2 separate regions of the Homo sapiens genome follow, and region 1 is linked to region 2. The links are chromatin contacts, found by Hi-C or POLR2A ChIA-PET in ENCODE. All regions are on one chromosome and are shown on one strand. The core of a region is the stretch at or near the end of the contact, and the rest is flanking DNA. Distances in the headings are between cores, read along the strand shown.

Region 1 (2,997 bases), core at 392-2,891, 460 kb before region 2:
AACTGTAAGTTACACTGTGGTTAAGACTTGTATCTTCACCCTTGAAAAAGCCCACATTCTATCACAGTGATGTATGGTCAGACTTAACAGCCCCAATTGTTAAACACTTGGATCAAGTCATAACCAGTTTTATTGCAAAAGGACCCTGTACACATTTATCAACTCTAGTACCTTAATAGCTACCCAACAAGTCATTAACATACAGAAACATGCATCATGAGAAGCAAGAAGTATCACCCATCCCTTCTGCATATTAGCAACTTGTCACTCCTGAGCAACAGTGCTCACATCACTGAGGTCTGTGAACAGTCACTTTTCGCATTCATCCTGAGTGAAAGATGGAATGACTTAAGTACAAATGCAACATATTATAAACAATTTCTTACAAAAAAAGTCACAAATTAAACCAAAGTATTTTACAGAATTTACTACAAAACGCCATAAAAACTGCCTTCACTTAAGCTCTCTCTCCCCGTATCCGGCGAGCCAACTGGATGTCTTTGGGCATGATGGTGACTCTCTTAGCGTGGATGGCACACAGGTTGGTATCTTCGAACAGACCCACCAGGTACGCTTCGCTAGCCTCCTGTTGAGGACGAGAGCCGCACTATTAATCCCACTCGGGGAGCGGAAACCGCCCAGCCCTCCCCCGGCTCCAGGCCTTTGTCTTACCTGCAGCGCACCGATGGCTGCGCTCTGAAACCTCAGGTCGGTTTTGAAATCCTGCGCGATCTCCCTCACCAACCTCTGGAAGGGCAGCTTCCGGATGAGCAGCTCGGTCGACTTCTGATAACGACGAATCTCTCGAAGCGCCACGGTCCCGGGCCTGCAGCGAGCAGGGGAGGAGTGAGCGGACGCTGCCGCACAAAGCCGGCCACCGCCGGGCCATTGTTCCCCCGCCCGACCTACCTGTAGCGATGAGGCTTCTTCACCCCGCCGGTAGAGGGAGCGCTTTTCCTGGCGGCTTTCGTGGCCAGCTGTTTGCGGGGGGCTTTCCCACCGGTGGACTTACGAGCAGTCTGCTTGGTTCGGGCCATTTTCTTTCACCTAAGAAAGACGCCCCGAAGATAAGGCCGCCGCGCTCACCCGGGCCGCCCCCCAGGGCTGCGGGGGGAGGAACAGATCCTGGCCCCACCGCCGGGCCTCCCGCCTCCCCGCGCCCCACCTCGCGGCAGCAGATGGCCGAGGGCCGCCAACCTCCTCCCCCTCCCCTAATGACTCAGGCTGCGAGGAGCGGCAGCCTCCCCCGGGAGGGGGAGCGCGGGGAGGAGTCACTTCCCTTCCTCGACGGGCGGAGGCCCGACTGCCCGGAACCCGGCGTCGGGACCTCTGAATCACCGCCGGGAAAAGGCGGGGACACAGTTCCGGAACAAAGCCCCAAGGGGAAACCTCCCGGCCCCATACCCGACCCGACGCCAGCGGCCCGAGCAGCCCCCGCCGCTCGGCTCCCAACGGCCGCGGCGCGCGGCGCCAACGGTTGGCAGAACCTGAAGCCGCGGGTAAACCTACGAACGCCTACCCAACGCCGAAGTTTTAGGCCACTTCTCCGACCGCCGCGCCGCTTCCGCTGCCCGAGGAAGAGCCGCAGTCGACGAGCGAAAAACCAGCACCGCCCAACGAACGACCAAACCGCTCTGCGCTCCAAGCCCCCGCGTCGCCTCCGTTTTTATAGGCACGCTTCACGCTGCGTCTCTGCGTCATAGAACCCTTATTTGCATACACCAACGACTTTTTCTATTGGTGGGCGCTTTCGCCGACGCGCTGACATCCCCCGACACAAAGGCCGTGCTTCGGCACTGTTCCATGATTGGTGCATATCTACGCCGCTGATTGGCTGTTAAAGTGGCCTAATGATTGGATGGATGCAAAGAGGAATGGACGAATCAGAGTTTAGCACTAAGCGGCCCTTCTGATTGGATAAAATGGAGCTATGTTTGGATCCTTCCCTTGGTTCCAAAGCTCTGCAATAGAAAGTCAATGCAAATGAATTGCATTGGTCTCTATCAGAATGAGCAGGAGTCTAAACTCACAGGCATCAAGCGAATGCTATGCACCCAGAGAGGCTACTTTAACAAAATTTTTGTAAATATTTTCCGATGTAAAATAAAATGTGTTCCCTGGATTATTTACCTTTCATAATATTTTGATAGTTAAGTGCGTAGTGTGAGAATTAGAATTCAGTAAATCATGTTATATTATCAAGTATTTCATATATCATGCACATACATTTTTAACAAAAAGCAGGTCTCTTGGTGGGGTGGGAAGGGGTAAATAATAAATACAAATAAACATGTTAATAAATTATTTTAGAGGAACTGTTTTGTATGTTTTTAAGGTGTCACAAAATATTTTTTGATTTCCATATGCTTAAACAAGAGGTAACTTACTAAGCAACATGTTACTTGAATTATGTACTTCAAGTGAATGAAATGACTACAGCTAGAAAGTAAATAGTCCTACTATAGTATTTGCATGTCCATAAAGAATAAACAAAAGATAACTAAACTAGATATGTGCCCTTTTGTTTAATAGCATATCCTGGCAGGTATTACTTCTGAAGAAACATGACAAATGTGTAAATATGCTAATCCCTACCTTTGCCTAAGTAAATGTCTTGGGTAGATTGTAATAGTCAGTTCTTCAGTTGCCTCAAGTATATAAAATACCATAGCAGGCTTAAGGTTAAGACTAGCCAAGCAAAGCCCAGAAAATTGAAATAGAGCCTTGGGCATTCTACTCTATAGTTCTGATGCTGGTCCAGCAAATATTCTAAACTATTAAAAGAAAAAGTAGCAGATACAGGTATGCATAGGTTTCAACTAAATTAATTTTTTTTTTTGAGACGGAGTCTGACTCTGTCGCCCAGGCTGGTGTGCAGTGGCACGATCTCAGCTCACTGCAAGCTCCGCCTCCTGGGTTCACACCATTCTCCTGACTCAGCCTCCGAGTAGCTGGGACTACAGGCGCCTGCCACCACGCCCGGCTAATTTTTTTGTA
Region 2 (3,181 bases), core at 682-3,181:
TGTTAAGTCCCACATATGAAAGAGCGGTGAATACTTTCCTGAGGCAGCAAACACTATTGAAAATTCCAAGCTCAGCAAAGTATGCTCCATATTTTGATCAATAAAAGCCATGTGGTTTAAGAAAAACAGAGCCCACAAATACTGCTGCATATTTTTGTCTATTTTAAAAAGTTTTCCTCATGCCGCCCTAAGAATATTTTTGTCTATTAAAAAACAAAATCTATGCCTTGGTTAGCGTTGATTTTATGTAGTCATAATCAGTCAGAGCTTTATTAAAATACTAACGACCCACAGCTTTATCTTAGACCTTTCTAAAACAATTCTTCACCATATTCATCTTTGCAAGGATTCATTCTTTGGTACAAAAGCAGTGAGAAACACAGCTCTGGCAGACACTCTGCAGGGATGCGGGCAGGTTCATCGTCTGGCCCCTGCTTTCACCTGGCAGACACTGGACACACTGCTGAGAAACCAGCTCATCTCAGTATGTCTCTATTCTACCAAAAAGAGACGAGGCTCTGCTCCAATTCTGACACCTCATTCCGAAATCACCAAAATCTCCATCGGGTCCTAAGCAGACAGAATGTCGCAGCCATTCATCCTCAGAAGTCTTGAGAATAAAATTAAAAGTAATTAATTAAAATAAAACTACTTGCAATTAAAAGTAAACACCGGCTAGGTCATGCAATTCATACTGGCCGGTGCTCACATAACTGAACTACCTTGTGATTCTCTGCTTTGCTGTCAAAATCCTCCTCCACCTCCAATGCTGATACCACAATCCAGAGGCTAGAGACATTTAAGTGAAGGGATGATTCTAATAACAAACATACTTCTATACGTTTCCAATACCTCTGCCCTGTCCCAGAGCTGGTCCCACTCCAAAACCCAGGCTTGCCACTACGCTAGCAAAGGGGCAATCCGAGTAACTCTGATACTCAGATTCCCAAACATTTCTGTTACTTTCCACCACCACCACCCCCCCCACCCCCCGGCTTCTGACAGCCTCTGCAAAAGCACCAGCACTGCAAATGCCTGTTTGGCTTCCATCCTTCAGCAGGCAATGGAAGCTTTTCCAGGAGAAACCTAATTCTAACCTTTCCAGAGGCCAGGAGACGGCAGCGCAGGGATAGCACCTGGCGCAAGTGCCTGTTTGGATGCCGAGGTCGCCTCCCTCGCGGCCCTCGGACCCCGCGAGGCAGGTAGGCTTTGGGCCGGGCCGGCCGGGTCCGTGCGGGGCGCCGACCTCGCCTACGACGCCGCAGCCCCGCTCCCCAGGAGCCTCGGTCCCTGCGGGCACGCGTCCCCGTCACGGGGCCGATTACAATGGAGGCCGCTCCCGTCCTCCCGTGGAGGGGCTCGGTGCCCTCGGTGACCCTGCTAGACCCGGCAGGACGCCCCTTGGGCTAATTCGCCCGGGGCGGGGGAGACCTCGGCCTTCTCGAAGACCTCCCGCGCTCGAAGACCGTTTCGGAGCGTCCGCAACCACTGAGTCCCCGAAGACCCGCGGGGCCCCCTCAGGCCGTCCCGACCCAGACCCCTGCCCCTGCCCCTCTCCCTCCTCGCGGCTGCGGCGCCCGCCCGCCCTCACCGGACTTGGGCGGGTAGCGGTACACGGAATTAGACGGGATGTCCACCTCCTCCACGCCCGCGTGCTGCCGGCTCGTCAGGGCCCCCATGGCCGCTGCGGCTGCAGCCCCGGCCCGGCCCCGGTGCCCGCGCCGCCCTCCGCGCTTCACCGCGGCCGCCCGCCCCGCGCCCGGTGCGGGGGCCGACTGCCCGCCGCGGCCGGCTCCGCTGCGGCGCTGCGGCTCTGGCGGCGGGGAGCCCCCGGCGCGCCGCGCACCATCCTCCGCCGGGCACCGCGGCGGCGCCTCTGCCAAGGGGGCTGCGGGTCTGGGCCGGGGGCGCCGCCGCCGCCTCAGGCCGCGTGATGTCAGCGGCCGCTCCGCGCGGGGACCGCGGCGGCCCCAGCCAATGGCGAGGCGGGGCGGGAGCGCCCGCGCCGGAGCAGCCAATGAGCGCGGGACTGCAGCAGGAGCCGGCGGCGCGTGCCTCGCGCGGGGAGCCGCGGCTGGACTCGGCGCGCGTGGACGCGGCCCAGGGCCTCGCGGCGGGGGCGTGGGCGTGGGCGGGGACTCGCGACGGGGACGGGGGCGCGGCCGGGTGCCCGCGGCGGGGCGGGGCGGGACCGGCCGGAGCTGGGACCCCAGGAGACGAGCGCTGCACCCGGCCGGGACGCGTCGCCCCTCCGCGCCTGTTTATCCCGGCTCGGATTACCGCGCAGGGAGCCGCCCCCTCCCGCGGTCCGCGAGGACTGGCCGGGAGCTCGCTCGCCATTGTCCTGGGCGTCCCAAAGCGGGCGGTCCCCGCTCCGCTGCTCCCGCGCCTGGAGGAAGCCTTCCCAACCCCGCCCCTCAGCGTCGGCCGGCGGAGGTCTTCGGAAATCTCATGCAGGGGGGTAGGGAGAGGGGTCCCACGGTGCATTCGCATGTCTCCTGCCCCGTGTTAATGCTGGTGACCGGCTAGGAAGATGCCGCCTCCCTCTCACGTGCGTCTATTCAAAGCGCTCCCAACTCTATACATGCTGTTTAAGGCTCCTTGTAGCCCTAAAGTTAGGAGAACATCGACTGAGGATAAGATCAAGACATCCAGCCTCTGTCTGTATCGTGGAAACGGGACCCCGGAAACTTTGGAAAGGCCTGAGTGCCAAGAGAGTCAACGCAGGCGAAAGCGAACCGGGCCAGGCAGAACCGGGAGCTCCTGTTGATAAAAACACACACAACAGTGGGAAGCTTGGGCCGGCGGAAGACGTCATTCCATTGCTTAATTACAGACATTTGTGTTTTAAACCTTCTATTTTCTTTGTGGGTCTGGTGTTTTTTTTCCTGAGAGAGTGGACTGATCAGCAAACATTTCAACTGCTAGAACATGACTTTCACAACTTTTCAACAGTGTTCGAAGTACAGTTTGGGGTGTCTGGTTCCCTTGATTAGGTTTGTAAAGCTATTTTACGGAGTCTAGGTCTTTCCTGGTTATATTTTGTTTTTGTTTTTCTGTGTTTTGAGACGGAGTCTCCCTCTGTCGCCCAGGCTGGAGTGCAGTGGCGTGATCTCAGCTCACTGCAACCTCCGCCTCCTGGGTTCAAGGGATTCTCCTGCCTCAGCCTCCCGAGTAGCTG

What was found. Hi-C counts contacts between places; a loop is a spot of excess contacts on that map. ChIA-PET counts read pairs that join two places held with the same protein, here RNA polymerase II (POLR2A). Pooled maps may share reads with other maps.
Region 1: a loop to region 2 is called in a pooled map, with 4 times the contacts of the local background. The contact joins the promoter of H3-3B here to the promoter of RNF157 in region 2. A Hi-C loop is called at or near these places in 1 of 168 maps with a recorded cell type or tissue (posterior vena cava) and 2 of 50 pooled maps. POLR2A ChIA-PET finds 5 or more read pairs at or near these places in 4 of 52 experiments (Caco-2, HepG2, activated CD4-positive, alpha-beta T cell and 1 more).

The regions. Positions count from the first base shown.
Region 1 is chr17:75,778,138-75,781,134 of GRCh38, forward strand. It overlaps H3-3B (H3.3 histone B), which reads right to left and starts at 1,642. Exons shown (of 4, transcript NM_005324.5): 1 at 1,520-1,642; 2 at 910-1,047; 3 at 673-826; 4 at 1-586. The coding sequence starts at 1,037. The coding sequence ends at 458. RefSeq lists an enhancer at 730-1,334 and a silencer at 963-1,232.
Region 2 is chr17:76,238,562-76,241,742 of GRCh38, forward strand. It overlaps RNF157 (ring finger protein 157), which reads right to left and starts at 1,932. Exons shown (of 19, transcript NM_052916.3): 1 at 1,592-1,932. The coding sequence starts at 1,679. It overlaps LOC105371896 (a long non-coding RNA gene), which reads right to left. Exons shown (of 6, transcript XR_007065913.1): 6 at 2,301-3,181. RefSeq lists an enhancer at 900-1,572 and silencers at 1,877-2,016, 2,037-2,106.